2 separate regions of the Homo sapiens genome follow, and region 2 is linked to region 1. Evidence: chromatin loops called from intact Hi-C (ENCODE). Cell type or tissue: GM12878. All regions are shown on one strand. Links, peaks and the distances in the headings refer to the core of each region. The heading gives the core; the rest is flanking DNA. Region 1 overlaps RUNX1 (RUNX family transcription factor 1). Region 2 overlaps CLIC6 (chloride intracellular channel 6).

Region 1 (8,334 bases), core at 3,940-6,439:
GCCTCCAAATCCATCTTTCCCATCAACTGGCCTGTCCCCAGAACCTAGAGACGAGTCTTGTTGGCCTTTGGGGATTTGCCAGTTTTAGGACATCGTTCAGATGTTATCAGGCGACACTCTGGATGCTTTCCTACCGTGGCATCTAGCTGAAGGAGAGGACTGGGTAGAAGAGGCCTTGGCCAGGCCCAGCAAGCAGGGTATGTGATGTGATGTGGAGGAAGATGCTGCCGCAGAGGGAGGCAGGTCCTGGGGGCAACTGCCCATCTCACTGGGCAGTCTCTGGCTTTCCAAGAACAGATCCAGGAGCAATGACAGCCACAGACGGGGAGCAGCCACATCCACATGTTCCAGAGCTGACTAACAGATTGTCCTACAAGCCTCATGGTCAGCCTGTTCCCTCTCTGTCAAGAACCCATGAAGGTTATCACCTGTATCATCAAGACTGAACTCCAGAACCTGCTTTTAGGATCTTCTCACTAATAAGACCCTGCCCCAAGTAATTTCTCACTCACCCCCTCTCCTCCGCATACCTGACTCCCAGTGTGCACCCTCCGAGTTCTACCCATGAGCCATGGCATTGAGATGCTGAGGTCTTCCTTCCTCCAGCCACTTCGCCAATCCAAGGCTCCTTGCTGCACCCTTCACCCGAGTCTTCCTGCCCTTCAGCATCTGGCAACGGGCAGTCACTCAGTCACTTGTTTTCCAGGCAGCCTTCCTTGATGACTACATTTTGCTTTATGGCTGTTTGGGCTGCCTCATAAATCATCCTTCACCTTTGATTATTTAGGGTGTCATACTGAATGCAGTTTGCGGCTGTGTAGACCTAGTCTCCCAGAAGGTGGGGACCCTTTTCTATATACCCATGTAGCCCTCACAGAAAGGTGGGAAAGGGTGCAAGTGGGAAGGGGCTTTAGGAGAGAGGGGGTATTTAAAATTAAAAAAAAAAAAGTCCCTTGAGGACACAACAATAGATAATGCCATTGTCCCAGTCCTGAGTAGGTCTAGGGGTGCATGTGGGTGTATGAGAGAGAGAGAGAGAGAGACTGAGGTGGTTCTTTCAGCAAGAGAGTTACAAGTTTGGGGATGCAATACAAACGATTTTACCTCTCCAGATCTCAGTTTCCTCATCAGCAAAATGAGGGGGGTTCATGGGATGCATGCAATGTCCCTTTCAACTCTCTGATTTCATCTTCCAAGAATGCAGCTGGCCTGAGATGCCCATAGCCATGTGCAGGCGGGCAGGTCCACGTGTGATTCTTCTGTTGCCTACAACTCTAGCACCTCAGTGACTTCATAAAAATACTGTATTTGTTTCCTGGGGCTGCTGTAATAAATTATCACAAACTGGGTGGCTTACAACAATAGAAATTAAGACTTTCACAATTCTGGAAGTCAGAAGTCCCAAATCAAGGTGGCAGCAGGGCCACACTCCCCCTGAGGGCTCTAGGGAGGATCCTTGCCTCTTTCTCGCTTCGGATGGTGGCCAGCATTTCTTGGCGTTTCCTGACTTGCAGCTGCAGCACTCTAGCCTCTGCCTCCATCTTCACATGACTGTCTTCCTACTGGGTGTCCCCTCCCTCTTCTTAGAAGGACATCAGTCATTGGACTTATGGCCCACCCAAGTCCAGTATGACTTTATCTCGATTACACCTGTAAAGACCTTAAGCCATATTTTAAGGTTCTAGGTGGACATACACTTTTTGGAGAACACTATTTAACTCAGTACAAATAGCAATGTAGTAAGAGCTCCCATCATGGCTCTACCAGTGACAACTGCTCTACAGGCACGCGTGTGTTTTACCCTCTGGAACAGTCTTGCTCCGATAGTGGCTCTCCTACCACCACGCTATCCACGACTACCCAAATGACAACAAAGAATGGTTGCATTCATAATACTGGCATTTTTAAGTCGTGTAGAACTTACAACTTTTTAAACACCTTCCCATATACTATTTCATTTGGTCCTCACACCAATCTCATGAAATAAACAAGATGGATTTTATTGTTCTTGATGAATAGGTAGCAAAGCTAAGGCCCAGAAAGGTTAAGTAATTTTCCCAAAGTCACACAGCTTTGATATACAGCAAAACTCATATCCCTGAGCTTTCTACTCACTGTTCTTCCGGTTATTATCCCTGAGGTCATAAATCTCCACCCGCAAACCCAATAGCACCAGTACAAGAAATCTGGACTGGAGATACTTTATCCACACCTACCACTGCCCCAAAAAGTAAAATCTGACTCTGTGATTCTAATGTACCAATGGTACTCAACCTGGGTTATAGCTCAAAAGCATTTTCTTACTGAGCTGCGTTTGGGCCTCTGGCAGTTGAGCACTCATGACACCCCATCTGGTAAACCACAGACTAACCTATATAATCAGGAGTAAAACTTAATCAAAGTGATAATTTGTGAAATGAATGGTCATTATCTGAATTCTCATTATTTCATGCCCATCTTTTTTTTTTTTTTTTTTTTTTGAGATGGAGTCTTGCACTGTCTCCTGGGCTGGAGTGCAATGGCGTGATCTCGGCTCACTGCAACCTCTGCCTCCCGGGTTCAAGCGATTCTCCTGCCTCAGCCTCCCGAGTAGCTGGGATTACATGTGCATACCACCACACCCAGCTAATTTTTTGTATTTTTAGTAGAGATGGGGTTTCACTATGTCAGCCATGCTGGTCTCGAACTCCTGACATTGTGATCCGCCCACCTTGGCCTCCCAATCATGCCCTTCATTTTAAGCACAGTCACAAGACATTTCCACCGAGCACACACTAGTAGGTGGGGCGTTTTGGCCAGTCATGTGGTTCTCCCTCACAAAGGGCTCTTGTTTACAGCTTTGGGTACAAGGACATTTGCTTATTATCTTACAGACACAGTGATGACTTCTTCACAGGTGTAGGTGACATTTTTCCACAGCACGAAAACTGCCTTACACGTCCTTTGTATTCTTCCAATGAGACCCAGCAGAGCCTTGATACTGGGCTGCAGTCAGCAACGGGCGCACCTGACAGGAGCCACATGCTCTGCCCTCCACGTGGCCCTGCCCTCTCTGTGGCCCCACCCCATGGCGGCTGGGACACAGCCCTTCTTGGCCAGCATCTGCAGAAGTAGGATCTGTGCCTCGGGGCACACGTGTTATGAGCCAAATTCCCTCATTGAAATGACCTATAGGCCTGGTATTTTAAGTACATGGGTGTGGAGCACAAAAGACTCTCAAGTGTTTCTCCCAGCGAGCTGCAGCCGGAATAGTGAGAAATCACAGGAGAGCAAGGGAGGGCAGGTTGGCTAAATAGCAACGGCCCCAAAATGGGCTTTTCAGGACCCAGTGCAGGGGTGGAAGGATGGGGCTGCTGCCGAGAGGGCCGGTGTTTCTGTTGGCAGCCTGGAGGATCCAAGGCTCCCTGAAGCACTCACTGGCCTTGGTCTGGTGAGGCCAGCAGAGGCTTTGGTCAGTGCACAGATGGCCCCAGCACTGATCCTGTGTGTGCTGCTGGAAGTCGGCAGCTCTTGGTTCCAGAGGGGGCCACCACGGGGTCACAGGGTGGCCTGCATGGAAGGAAGCCAAGGAAAGGGGTAAACAAGGGGTAAACACCAAGTCCTTCCTCCTGCTCACTGAACCCTGACCACCACAGCAGCATCAGTTCCAGCCAGGGCTTGGGTTCCAGGAGGACCATTAGAAGACCATTAGAAGCACCAAACGACACTCATACTGAATAAGAAGGTGAGAACAAAAAACAACAGGGCAGATGAGGTTTGTCTTGATGTAGGCTTGGAAGCAGTGAGAGAGAAGAATTCCATATAAAATCCCATGAAGGTGGAAACACAGTGGTGATTCATTCAGTGTGGACTCTCAAGGCAACCTACTTAGGTTCAAAACCTCGCTCTGCCACTTGCTAGCTGTGTGACCTCAGGCAAGTTACTTGACCTCTCTGGGGCCTCAGCTTTGTCATCTGTAAAAGGGGGTTAATAACAGTCATTCCATCTCGTAGCATTGTTCTGCAGGTTAAATGGAATGCTGAATATACAAGCAGAGCACAGGGAAAGGTCTCAGTAAATGTCAGTGGAATGATCATTAAAGACATGATAAAGGTGATTCCACAAAGACCAGAGCTGTGACAGATCCCGTAAGAAGGAGCTGGGGATGAAGTAGGCACTGACGTCTGACATGAGGAGGGGTTTTGTGCGTGTGTGTGTGTGTGTGTGTGTGTGTGTGTGTGTGTGTGTGTGTGTTCAGCAGGTGATGGGGCTGCTACCAGGCCTAAACGCAACTTGAACTTCAAGTTCAAGTTCACTCCTGCCCCGCCAGCTGGCGACCTTTGTAAGGCACAACTGTGAGTGGCTGATATGCTATGTAAACAAGCCAGGCCAGTGCTCCTCACTGCAACATGTGTTGTCTCCCTCGACGCCAGTGTGTCCATCCAAATGCCAGGGCAAAATACTAACTGCTTTATTTAGTTGGGAAGAAGGTCAAGGGGTGAGTCTTCCTGGACACTCGCTGCCATGACACACTCCCCAGGGCCAGTCAGCGGGGAGGCCCCAGGTCTAGGCTTGATTAGTCTTGACGTTGGCGGCCCTGGGGCTGGTGAACTCTGACAGCCAATTGTGGTCAAATAAAGCCACGGCTGGAACCTGCAGTTCCGCATGGCCCAGCGCACTCTCCACTTCCTCACCACATCTGGGAAGTGGCTAAACCTCAGGATTGCTTCAAATGTGCACACTGCTCCCCAAAGAGCTGAGGGTGGCAAGGAGATTACAAAGCAAAAAGACATGCAGCTCGGGGTCATTTCTTGCCTAGGTGTGAAGAACATATTTAAAAGTGCATCCAGGCCACATCAGAGCAGAATCCTCCTATAACACCCCGTGTCTGACGGGCGAGCCCCGACTCCTGTTGTGACTCGGCCTCCTCAGGTCTAGTTTGCAGGTATCCCCGGTCTACCTGAGTTGGCTCTGCAGCAGACTCTGTTCCTGTCACTCTCCTTAGTGTAGGTCTGTAAGCATGAGTCATCTTCTTCTTTTGGGGACAGTTTCAGGGGATGTGAAACTTGCCCTTTGTCACGCAAAGGAAGGCTGCAGACACAAAGGAGCCGTCTGCCCTGGGGGCTCAGAGTCCTTAGGAAACACAATCGCAACATTTTTCACTCTTGTGTTTGTCTGCAGGAAAGCCAGTTGTGCCCAGAGTCTTGAAACGCCCAAAGAGTGAGAAAGGAAAAATAAAAGAAAAACATCGCAGCTTTTAAAAACCAAGAGAGTCAGTGAAGGCTCAGGTTCTGCTCTTTGCAAATTCAGGAAATCCCACAAGATCCTGAAAGGTTGCAGGGAGATTTCTCCTTTTACAATAGATGGCTTTGGGTCTAATTTTAATTGCGGATAACTAAGTATAAAAATTAACGTACCCTCGGATTCCAGGAGTAGTCTGCATTTGGAGTATTTTTTATGAAGTATTTTTAATTTTGATTTCTCACTTTTCCACTGGAACAACCTAACAGCCAAAATTCATGCTTATGCTCCTCTTCCATTTCCTTACCCAAACATTTGCCACTATTTTTGACAGTGGAGTTGTATAATTAATTTATTTGGGGATTTCTGGACGGGATACAAATCCTTCAACTTGCACATAATTTCCTGATTCTCCATGCTGAATTGAATTAAGATGTCGGCGTACTGTATATACTTGTGTGCAAAGTGCCTGTATTTGCAGATTGCTTGATCCAATCGCACTCACATCACACATGCAAAATGCAGACTTGAGGCCTAAGCTACTGGCACCAGGACTACCCTCAAAAGTCAGACTGAAAATCAGGTCCTTAGAATATAGAACTCAGTTTTCCATGGAAATGGCATTTGTTTGGAATTATGGATTGTTTGAAAAATAGCTGTTTTACTTGGAGAAAACCGAAGACATGCAAAGCATTTTCTCTGGAGATGTTCTATGAAAATGAGTTGTTTGAGGACAGGGACAGAATTTTATTCATCTTTGTATCTTCTATTCTGAGGCAATAAAGAAAAGTTTGATAAATGAGGCCAGGCATGGTGGCACATGCCTGTAATCCCAGCACTTTGGGAGGCCAAGACGGGAGGATCACTAGAGCTCAGGAGTTCAAGACCAGTCTGGGCAGCTTGGTGAAACCCCATTGCTACCAAAAATATAAAAAATAAAATAAAATAAAATAAAAATAAAAAATAAAATAAAATAAATTAGCTGGGCATGGTGGCACACATTTGCAGTCCCAGCTACTTGGGAGGCTGAGGCACAAGAATCACTTGAACCCAGGAGGCGGAGGTTGCAGTGAGCCGAGATCACGCCACTGCACTCCAGCCTGGGTGACAGAGTAAGACCCTGTCTCTAAAAATCAATGAATCACTCTGCAAACTTTCAGTTTGACAGCCAGTCCTTTACAACGTCGAATTTCACTTGGAAGGCATAGCTTGCTTTTTCCAAGGCACAGGTATGCTGGGCTCAACTGCAGGCAGGGGAAAAGCTCAGGTTTGCAAAAGGAGTGGAGGGGCGGGCCTCTTTATTTGGCAGAATATCACCTATCCCACAAAACACCATGATGTTCTCATGCAATCTTGCATTTCCTTTCCTGAGATTTCATTTTCCCTTTCTAATCTTCCTTTTCCTTTTGATACCACAGTTCCCTAGGATCTCAGCTGGGGAACCAAGTTTTAACCAAAACACCCCAAAACCCTGAATTCGCAGCCCCCTGGAGACCAAGGCCACACCTGCTGCCCTGTGCTTCCCCCAAGGACAGCCACCAGATTTACCAGTCTTCACTCATCCATCAGGCTGTGTGTTTGGGCTGGGGTCACACAGGGCAAGTGACCAAAGTGACCTCCTGGGCCTGGCCTCCTCCTGATTCCGATAGTGCCCCTAGCCGGGTGCCTCAAACACACAGCCCAAGGCCACACAGAGCTGCAGCTGGGAGGCCTGAGGCATGGACATTCTTCAGGGAAGGAAGGCTTGGGGGGCGTCAGCTCCTGCTCACCAGCCTTGCAGCACTTGCCACTGCAGGTAGGAAGAAAGGCAGGTGAGTGTGGAGGTAGAGAGGGAAGAGAGGGAAGCTTGAGGCAAGCTTGAGGAGGGAGCTGACTTCTAGGTACAGTGCCATCTACCAAATGGGGTCCTTGCAAGCTGGATATACACATGCCTGGCGCTGCTTGAAAGGAGAAAGGAGAGCTTTCAGTCTCTGGATGGGTCTCTAAGCTCCCCACGCACCCTCCAAATGTCCTTTCCATTCTTTAAACTGTAAGCCAAGTATCTTTCCACAATTTGTATCTGGAGTTAGTTATAAGTGGTTCTCCATTTCATTAGGATCAGACCAAATTCCCAACGTGGATGTTAAGGCAATCCCCGCCCTATCTCTCTGTAAGGCTCCCCGCCATCACTCCCCAACCACCGCCACTGGAGCATCTCTCAGCTCCCAACAGGCCAGGTGCTCCTTCCTCACTCTGCTTTCTCTGCTGGGACATGATTCTTCATGCCTCCACCGGGTTAGTCTCCTTGTCACCTGCAGGTCTCAAGTGAATGACAAGTGGTCCAGGGAGACCCTCTGAACCTTCACCAGGTTCTGTACCTCTGAGCCTTGGCTCCCGCCACACCCATCTATCATGTGTTATCTACTCACAACAGGGATGGCCTACTTAATTGCCATGTTCCTTACTAGCCCCCAAGGCTGTGGGTTCTCTTTGGCTGACCGTCGTATTTCTCATGCTAGCCCAGTTCCTGGCACACAGTAGGTGCACAATGTATATCTGATAAATGAATGAATGAAAGAAATGCCCTTAGTAAATGACCTTGGGGGGTGGGGCAGAGGGAGAGTTCTAATAAAACAGGAATAGGTACTATATTTCCATCACAGGGTCAATGCCCAATAAAAGTTTGTAATTATATTATTATTACATAGGCTTTTACTTGTGAATACTTATGGAATGCCTGCTGTTATCTCATGCACTCTCATTTTAGTAGGCCCTTAGCAGGACCAAGGAATATAAATTCCTTGCCATCGAGGAGTGGGCCCTGAAAAACAGCATCATTCCCAACTTTTCAAATTCAGCAAGACCCATGCTGCCTCTGGCTTGCTCTCTCCCCTCCTCCCTCAGGGATTCTCGCTGTAGAAGGAAGAACATCATCAAGAGGGGCCCTAGCTCTTCTTCCTAAGTATAGTTACATACACACCATCTCGCTTTTATCATCCTAACATAGATGATATAAGTCATAGATGAAAGGCACTCTTAAACCTATTGAACACAGATGGGGAGACTGAGGCTGGCACATCTGAGTCCTACAGGTGTGCCCTCTTCTCATATTACATTATGCTACTTTTCTAGGAC
Region 2 (8,334 bases), core at 3,179-5,678, 170 kb before region 1:
ATGTCTTTGCTCACTGACATAGAACTTTCAAGGTTAGCAAATAAATTTTCCATGAACTAGGAACCCTTTAACTTGTAAAGATTCAGAGACTACAAGGAAATGCAAAACTGGAATCTAACAGTTAAAACTGGAGAAGTCACTCCTCTGAACATATTGATAGTTCTAATAAAATGTTGTGATTTCCCTAAATGCCACACTTTTTTTTTGATTCTGACCCTGATTTCCCTTCTCTTGAAGCTTAAAGCCAAGTTTTCTGATTTAATACATAATATGATTTTTATGCACTCCTGGTTGATTCTTTTGTCTGCTTTCACCAATGCAAAATGTCAGGCTGGCTTAAGTGTAAAGCTTGTGAAACCCGAAGTTTTGGTTTAGTAATACAGGCTTTCCTTTCAATCTCTGTGGCCAGGAAAAAAAAAAAGGGAGTGTCGGGGAAAACTAGCAGGTTGATACAGATGAGGTTTCTTAAACATGAGGATATAGGGCAAGGTTTACCAAATTTGCATTTAAATGAAAAATACCATCCCACTCTACCATTGATCTGGTGTTTGGTCCTACAGCACATTGTGCAATTGCCTTGCTCCTTTACAAGCAATTTTGTTTGTGCTGAGAGCCGTTCATTTGCGTGCTTTTTTTGTTGAAATTGTTCCATTAAGGAAGGCAACTGCAGGAGAAACTGATGATGTAATTGACTACAGGTGGCTCTTGTTCTTTTTGCCCTTTAAAATGAAGCAAAACTTTTCAATGAACGTGTCATCCATGAGATCTATTGAGAACTTTAATTTAGCAATCCAAATCTTCTTAGTATTTTAGGTTGCTATTTTTTTCAGTATTCCAGGTGACTTAATTTTAACATTTGAATACTAGGATACTTTATGGTAACAATGACCAGCTGTAGTCACTAAGACAGTTTCTCAAAACTGCCTCAAACTTTTTAGAAAGAGATCTGACAAGCATGTCTTTACAAAATGTAATTTATTAAGACAAGAGTGCTCATTTAGCTTTGCCACTTCTTCAGCCACCTCTGAGAAGGTGTCACCGTTGAGAAGGTATAGAAAAGTTATGAAAACGAACACCTTCACTTTGTGTATAAGGAAATGGACAGATAGTGTCAACTCATGGGGAGGTTAGAGGTCACTGGAGCTGGTGCCCCCTTTTAGTTTGGCCTGAGGGAAGATGACCACATATGTAGCTTGACGGACTGTGGCTTTTTTCTAGACAATCCTCTGTGATTCAGACTTTCATGAAAGGCTGGTGGGGGCATTTGTAGATAGGTGGATTCTCCCAGATCTCGCAAATCATACCACATAGATGATCACCTGCTTTCTACCTGACTGCAAAGCCTCTGATTTCTGGAGTCTTTTAAAAGGAAGTGTTCTAAAATCTATATTGGCTCTAAACCTGATCTCATAATAATTCCCTTAAGAACCCTTAAGATATTTCTGTTTACTCACTAGTTTCAGTGTAAACAAAAAGTACTATACAATTCCCAGCTCCCAGCTGCAGAGAAGTTTCATATATTGGTCATTGAAACTGACCTGAGTATGTTTGAAGGACTGGACTTTTTTCATTGTTAATAGATTGCTCTAGGCCTTTGGCCTCTTTAAAACTTAAAAACATTATAAGGAAAGAGGAAGAGAAGGCAGGTGCCTCCCCGGACCCCCACCTCCAGGGAGCTGTGCATTTCTAAAGAACTTTGCAGAAGAGCTGGGGAATTCTGAACCAGTTGAGAAAGCTGAGTCTGAACACTTTTAGAGATAATTAGAATTTCTTTTTCTTGGTCTGCTCTGCCAGCATATGGGGTGACCCTACTCTCCCACCACTGGACTTCCTCCCCAGCCCCACCCCTTGTTCTTTAATGAGAGTCGAGAAATAATTTACCAATCGTAAATTGCTGTTTTCCTAACATAAGGCAAAGTATGCACCATCTAGCTGCTGACCTCAAATCAAGATGCATTTTTAAAAGCACACTGTTCAGGTCCTAATTCTGTTTGAGGTGCCTAGACAAAAAGACATTGCCTTCTTCCGGTGATTCTTTTGTGAAGTCTAGGAGGTCTGTCAGGGGTTAGAAAGACCAGCTTGTCCTAGTTTTTCCAGGACTTTCCTGGTTTTAAAACTGAAAATCCTGTGTAGCAGGGAATCACTGAGTCCCAGGGAAATCTAGATGGTTTAGTCCCCCACTAGGGGCTAAAAACTAACTTGTAGCATTTTCCCACAAAACCTAATTAGGAATGGAGACCGTAAAAGGGAAAGTGATAAATGAGTGCATCTCTTGACCACTAGGGGGCACCAATGGCCTCCAGAAGTTGTTTCCCTACCTTGACGTTTGAGGGTAGGTTCTAAAAACCATAGTAAGGAACCAAGATTTAAAAAGGCAAAATGTCATGGGTAGTCCCTTCATCCTCTTGTGGTGATGATCCAGGTCTGTGCCCTGTTAGATTTTTGGCTAGAGGGACCTCAAATCACTCTTGCCAAGTTGAAAAATTGGCGAAAAATAACCATGTGAAGCCAAATAGAAAGTTCCATTTGGAGCTTGTCCATTAGAAGCTGTGGCCCCAAAGGTGATGTGAAGGAACAAGCAGGCCTGCCCACAGTTCAGGTCGAAACAGTTACTATAGTTCACAAGTCGACGTAGAGGAGTTGTGGTCTTGCCTTGTGACAGGGTTTGGATCTGTGTCCCTGCCCAAATCTGACAGCGAATTGTGATCCCCAGTGCTGGAGGAGGGGCCTGATGGCGGGTGATTGGATCATGGAGAGAACTCCCCCCTTGCTGTTCTCTTCATAATGAGTTCTTATGAGATCTGTTGTTGTTGTTGTTGTTGTTGTTGTTTTCTTTTTTTTTTTTTTTTTGACGGAGTCTTGCTCTGTCGCCCAGGCTGGAGTGCAGTGGCACGATCTCGGCTCACTGCAAGCTCCGCCTCCTGGGTTCACGTCATTCTCCTGCCTCAGCCTCCCAAGTAGCTGGGGACTACAGCACCACCACGCCTGGTTAATTTTTTTTTTTTTTTTTGTATTTTTAGTAGAGGCGGGGTTTCACTGTGTTAGCCAGGATGGTCTTCATCTCATTACCTCATGATCCTCCTGCCTCAGCCTCCGAAAGTGTTGGGATTATAGGCGTGAGCCATCGCGCCCGGCCAAGATCTGGTTATTTTTTTGTTTCTCTTTTTTATTTTTGAGACAGGGTCTCGCTCTGTTGCCCAGGCTGAAGTGCGGTAGTAGAGCAGTGTGATCTCAGCTCACTGCCGCCTTGACCTCCTGGGCTCAAGCAATCCTCCAGTCTCAGCTTCCCAAGTAGCTGAGACCACAAGTGCATGCCACCATGCCCAGCTATTTTTTGTTTGTATTTTTTTGTAGTGACAAGTTTTCACCATGTTGCCCAGGCTGAAATCTGGTTGTTTAAAACTGTGTGGCACCTCCTCCTTTGCTCTCTTCCTCCTTCTCCAGCCATGTAGGATGTGCCTGCTTCCCCTTCACCTTCTGCCATGATTGTAAGTTTCCTGAGGCCTCCCCAGCCATGCTTCCTGTACAGCCTGCAGAGCCATGAGCCAATTAAACATCTTTTCTTTATAAATTACCCCATCTCAGGTAGTTCTGTGTAGCAATGTGAGAATGGACTAATACACCTTGGTTGTTAGAGGTTTGGTGCAGGGATTCTCACTTTTTCTCCATGGCATCCATGGCCATCATGCAAGTCTTTGGAAAATGAGCAGAGTGGCTCTATGCAGGAAGTTTCTGAAATAGGCTAAGTACTACCTGCTTCAGGGTTTCCTCCCTCTGCAAGTTGATGAGTAGTTGACCTGCTGAACTGTGCTGGGGAAAAGTTGAGGATTCCCATGTGGAAATTCAGCTGTATTCATTTTCTATCATTGCCATAACAAATTACACCACAAGCTTGGTGGCTTTGAATAACTCCAATTTATTAACTCACAGTTCTGTTGATCAGAAACTTGACATGGGTCTCACTGAACTAAAATCAAGGCACTAGCAGGGCTGCATTTCTTTCTGGAGGCTCTAGGAGATAATCCAGGTCCTCACCTCCCCAGCTTCTAGAGGCTGCTTGCATGTCTTGGCTCATGGCCCCATCCTCCGTCTTTACTCCAGCCATATTTCATTTCTCCGACCCTTCTTCCCTAATCAAACCTGTCCTGACCACAGCTGGGAAAGGTTCTCATTTTCAAGCGCTCATGTGATGAGATTGGGTTTGCCTAATAATCCAGGATAATCTCCCCATGTCAAAATCCATAACCTTGATATCATTTGCAAAGTCATTTTTGCCATGCAAGGTAATGCATTCACAGATGCTGTGAACTAGTACATGGACATCTTTGAGAGGTCATTATTCTTCCTACTGCACGAGTAAATGCCCCAGAGCTTGTTCTCTCACATTCTGTCATGGTCATTCCAGGCCATGGCCAGAGAGAGTGTGGTCAAGGGTTGACCTATTTGGAAAGTCAGTTTGTGGTTATTTGCTTGGCTGTGTTGGGGATTGCCCTATTGACCCTAACCAGTGTCTTCTCAGACTCTGAAATGAGAAAAGCAAGTCTGAAAAGTCCCTTTCCTACATGAGGAAGTGGCCTTACTTGGTGTGCTATGCTCTCTGGGTGCTTTTATTGAAAGCTATTCATAGCCAAGGCAGACATTGGTTTTACCTGCCTTAAAAAATTCCAGACCCAAATTCTTTTGGCTAAACGACATGAAATGTGCTACTTGGGGCCATGATGGCCTGGATTAAAGCAGATTCGATGAGATTTTCCAAGGAGATCCATGGCCCTGCCTGCCTTGTTGGAAGAAAGGGTGGAATTGTTTGCCCAGATGCAGGCTTTGCAGGACTTCCTGGTTTCTGCATGTGGATGTCTGCCCCACTAGGTTGTCTAAGGGCATGGGAATGGAGGATGAGGCCTGTTGTTAATAAGGCAGAAGGACATTTTGCACTCTAGGTGTTGGTGTGGGGGAATGCAACATCAAACCCATTGTCATCTGGAGTTGTAGCAAGGGTTTCCTACAGAGGGGACAGAATATGCACACATGACTAGAGACCCCCCCCATCCCTGGCCTACCTGGCCACCAAAGTTGTCCACCAGGGCTGCCGAATGTTTTCTCTCCAATGCCCCAAGCACACAGGGCATGCATGTTTTACAGCCTCAACCCAGCTCCATTTTCTGTCCTAACCACTGTTTGTACTTTGCACTTTCCACCTGCTTCTGATATGTGTTCTCTTATCACCATGGATTCCAAACCTTACAGAGCAGAGCTGGGTAAAACAAACAAACAAACAAATAAACAAGCCAACTCCCATCACTCTGAGGAAGGACCCTGCTGGCCCTGGGGTCCCCTCCATTTGTCCAGGGTGGGAATGAGAGAAGGATCCTAGCTGACTGCCTGGGTTCAAATCCTGCTTTGTGACCTTGGACAAGTTTCTCTACCTCTCTGTGTCTTGGTTTTCTTAAATGGAGACAGTAGTAGTACCTACACCTGATAGGGTTGTTGCTAGGATTAAATCTGAGTTGATACAAGTGCTCAGAACCATGAGTAGTACAGAGCACATGCTCCATATGTGTTAGTTGCTATCATTATCACTTTCATCATTACCATTATTATTTTGCAACATAACCATTTTGCTCATCATCACATTTGTAAAAGACAGAACTGGAATCTGCGATCTTCTTAAGGCCTCAGGTGTATTATTTTGAGAAATGCATGTAATTATGTATCTCCTTTTTAGAATGAGAATTGGGGGCATGTTCCAAGGTGGCATGTATGAATCGATACTGATCTTTTGATCTCTAAATTCCTGGGACGCGGCACCCGTTCAGGTACACAGGGCACTCTTTTCTCACCAGCTGCTGATGGGTTGGGGATGCCTGCAGGGTCTTCTGATTGGACTTGGACAGAGATTCTTGCTTTTCTCTTTAATCCAGGGACAGTATAGAGGATCAAAGAGAAATTGCAGCCTTTGTTGAGAGTGATTTAGAGATTCAGAAATGAGGAGGGCCTGGTGTCTGGCCCATTTGGGTGGTGCCCTTTGGTCTGGAGTGTCTGTCACAATTCTGGGGTAGGTTTGCCACCTGTGCTACGCCAGTGATTTTTTTAACTGCATCTCTAGTTGAGCTGAGCAGCAGACTTTTCCAAAGGTGGCCAAAGCCAGGAGGGGAAAGGCCGTCCCTGTATTAGCTGGTTCTCCACAGACTTGGGGAGTTTGTTAGGCTTGTCTTAAATTCTCATCTCTTCCCTGAACACTGACAGACCTCAGCCCTGTTTATCTGGTCCCTTCCCCTCCCCTCCCCTTCCCTTCTCTTCTCAGCAGCTGTTATTTCCCTATCTTTGGTCCCACCTCCTCAGCATTCAAAGTGTTAACCATCAAGTCTGATGGATGCATCTATGCTGGTGTTTTCATTAGCGAGGAGCAAAGGCCTGCTTCTTGGTGAGGAAAACATCAACAATGGTATTTCCCCATCTAAAAATAAGGCTTTTATCTGGGCAGACAATAGGGTGACCAATAATCCCAGCTTGCCCAGGACTTAGGGGGAGATGGTGGGATTTTCAGTTTTAAAATCAGGACAGTCCTGGGCAAACCAGGGTGAGTTGGTCACGCAGTGATTGTCATTTTGGGTGGGTGGAGAAAGGAGCCCCTGACAGGCAAGCTGGGGAGACATTTGGGGATAGTTGAGGCCAGGAGAACTGCGGGGCCTGCCAAGGCTCTCCTTCAGGAGGAGTGGTTTTGCTGTCTCTGGCTGCCTGTGATGAGGAATCTCATAGGCCTGTGAGGACAGGGTTTTGCTGTCTTTATAGGAGCTCACTGTGATGAGGAATCTCATAGGCCTGTGAGGACAGGGTTTCGCTGTCTCTATAGGAGCTCACTGTGATAAGGAATCTCATAGGCCTGTGAGGACAGGGTTTCGCTGTCTCTATAGGAGCTCACTGTGATGAGGAATCTCATAGGCCTGTGAGGACAGGGTTTCATTGTCTCTGTAGGAGCTGCCTGTAATGAGGAGTCTCATAGACCTGTGAGGACAGTGGTCATGTGCTCCATGATGTGAGTTTTCATGGGGTACCTTCCGTGGTCCTGGCCCTGTGCTTCCATGGGGAGTGGGAAGAAAATTCACATGGGCCACGCCACAAGGAGGCATTAGCACTTGTTCTGTAGGGAGGCTGACACTGTCCTGCTCTGAAGGAATGTCACCTACAGGAAACAATTAGTAACCAATTGGGTGCTAAAGGAAGGAAGGAAGGACAGAAGGAAGGAAGGAAAGAGACAAAAGGAATGAAGGAGGAAGGAAGGGAGGGAGGGAGATAGGGAAGGGAAGGAAAGGGATGGAAGGAAGAAAGGAAAGAGAAAGACAGAAGGGAGGAAGGAAGGAAAGAGGAAGGAAGGAAGGAAGCAAGGAATGAAAGAGAAAGACAGACGGAAGGGAGGATGGAAGGAAGGAGAGCAGATTATCCAAGGTCCTAAGTGTTGTGTCAGGCATTGTTCTAGGCGTCGTATGTGTACCATCTCATTTAATTCTTATCCAGCACTAAGAGGTAGGTACTATTATGCTTTCATTGTACATGAAGAAAGACAAGACACTAGAAGGTCAGGTGACTTGCCAGTGGTCACACTGCCTGGGAGCACTGTGATTCCAATTTGCATTTTAATAACATTCCAGCAGAATGACCTAAGGAAAATGGCATCTTATCAGGGTTAACCTTGTCCAGGATACGGGTTAGGAATTCCAGCCAGAGAGACCCCCCAGGCCCGAGGCTCTGAGACCCGGCAAGAGTGGCTTCAAAAGCAGAAACGCTGTGCTGGGCAAGAGACTGATGATCAGGTAAAGGGTAGGGAAGAGTCCAGTTTCCATCTTGAGCACCAGGAAAAACAGTGGGGCCATTGAGTGGAGAGAGGAGAGCGAGAGAGAGAGCGCACTTTATTCTTTGAAGTCTATTTGCATCTTTGGCCAGGTTATTTAGCATCTCTGAAGTTCAGTTTCCTTGTTTATAAAATGGGATGAATAATAGGACATGTCTTACACGATTTTAAGAGGATTAAATTCAACAACATCCACAAATGATTTAGAACCTTACCTGAAGTCAGAGTAGGTAGTCAGTGAATGGTAGCTGTCATGTTTTGTTTTGTTTTGTTTTGTTTTTGAGACAGGATCTCCCTCTGACACCCAGGCTGGAGTGCAGTGGGGAAATCTCAGCTCACTGTAGCTTCGACCTCCTGGGCTCAAGCAATTCTCCCACCTCAGCCTCACAAGGATCTGGGACTACAGGCGCATGTCACCATACCTGGCTTTTTTTTTTTTTTTTTTTTTAATTTTTGGTAGAGACAGGCTTTCACCATGTTGCCCAGGG

What was found. Peaks named below come from ENCODE experiments on the same cell type or tissue, not always from the same donor. Only the 100,000 strongest peaks of a DNase experiment are listed, where the experiment ranks them.
Region 2: a loop joins it to region 1, with 4 times the contacts of the local background. A loop is called at or near these places in 3 of 110 quality-filtered maps.

The regions. Positions count from the first base shown.
Region 1 is chr21:34,861,093-34,869,426 of GRCh38, forward strand. All of the region lies in intron 5 of RUNX1 (RUNX family transcription factor 1), which reads right to left. The region is part of intron 1 of RUNX1-AS1 (RUNX1 antisense RNA 1); the gene reads left to right. Among named protein-coding and RNA genes, the nearest start is that of RUNX1-AS1, 29 kb to the left of the region's middle. RefSeq lists enhancers at 4,208-5,407, 4,678-4,847, 4,888-5,167, 6,148-6,815, 6,816-7,481. In GM12878, for the core only: no CTCF peak of the experiment used is centred there; a DNase peak (open chromatin) is centred at 4,999; H3K27ac peaks cover 1,349 bases.
Region 2 is chr21:34,691,143-34,699,476 of GRCh38, forward strand. All of the region lies in intron 1 of CLIC6 (chloride intracellular channel 6), which reads left to right. Among named protein-coding and RNA genes, the nearest start is that of CLIC6, 26 kb to the left of the region's middle. In GM12878, for the core only: no CTCF peak of the experiment used is centred there; a DNase peak (open chromatin) is centred at 4,489; H3K27ac peaks cover 2,001 bases.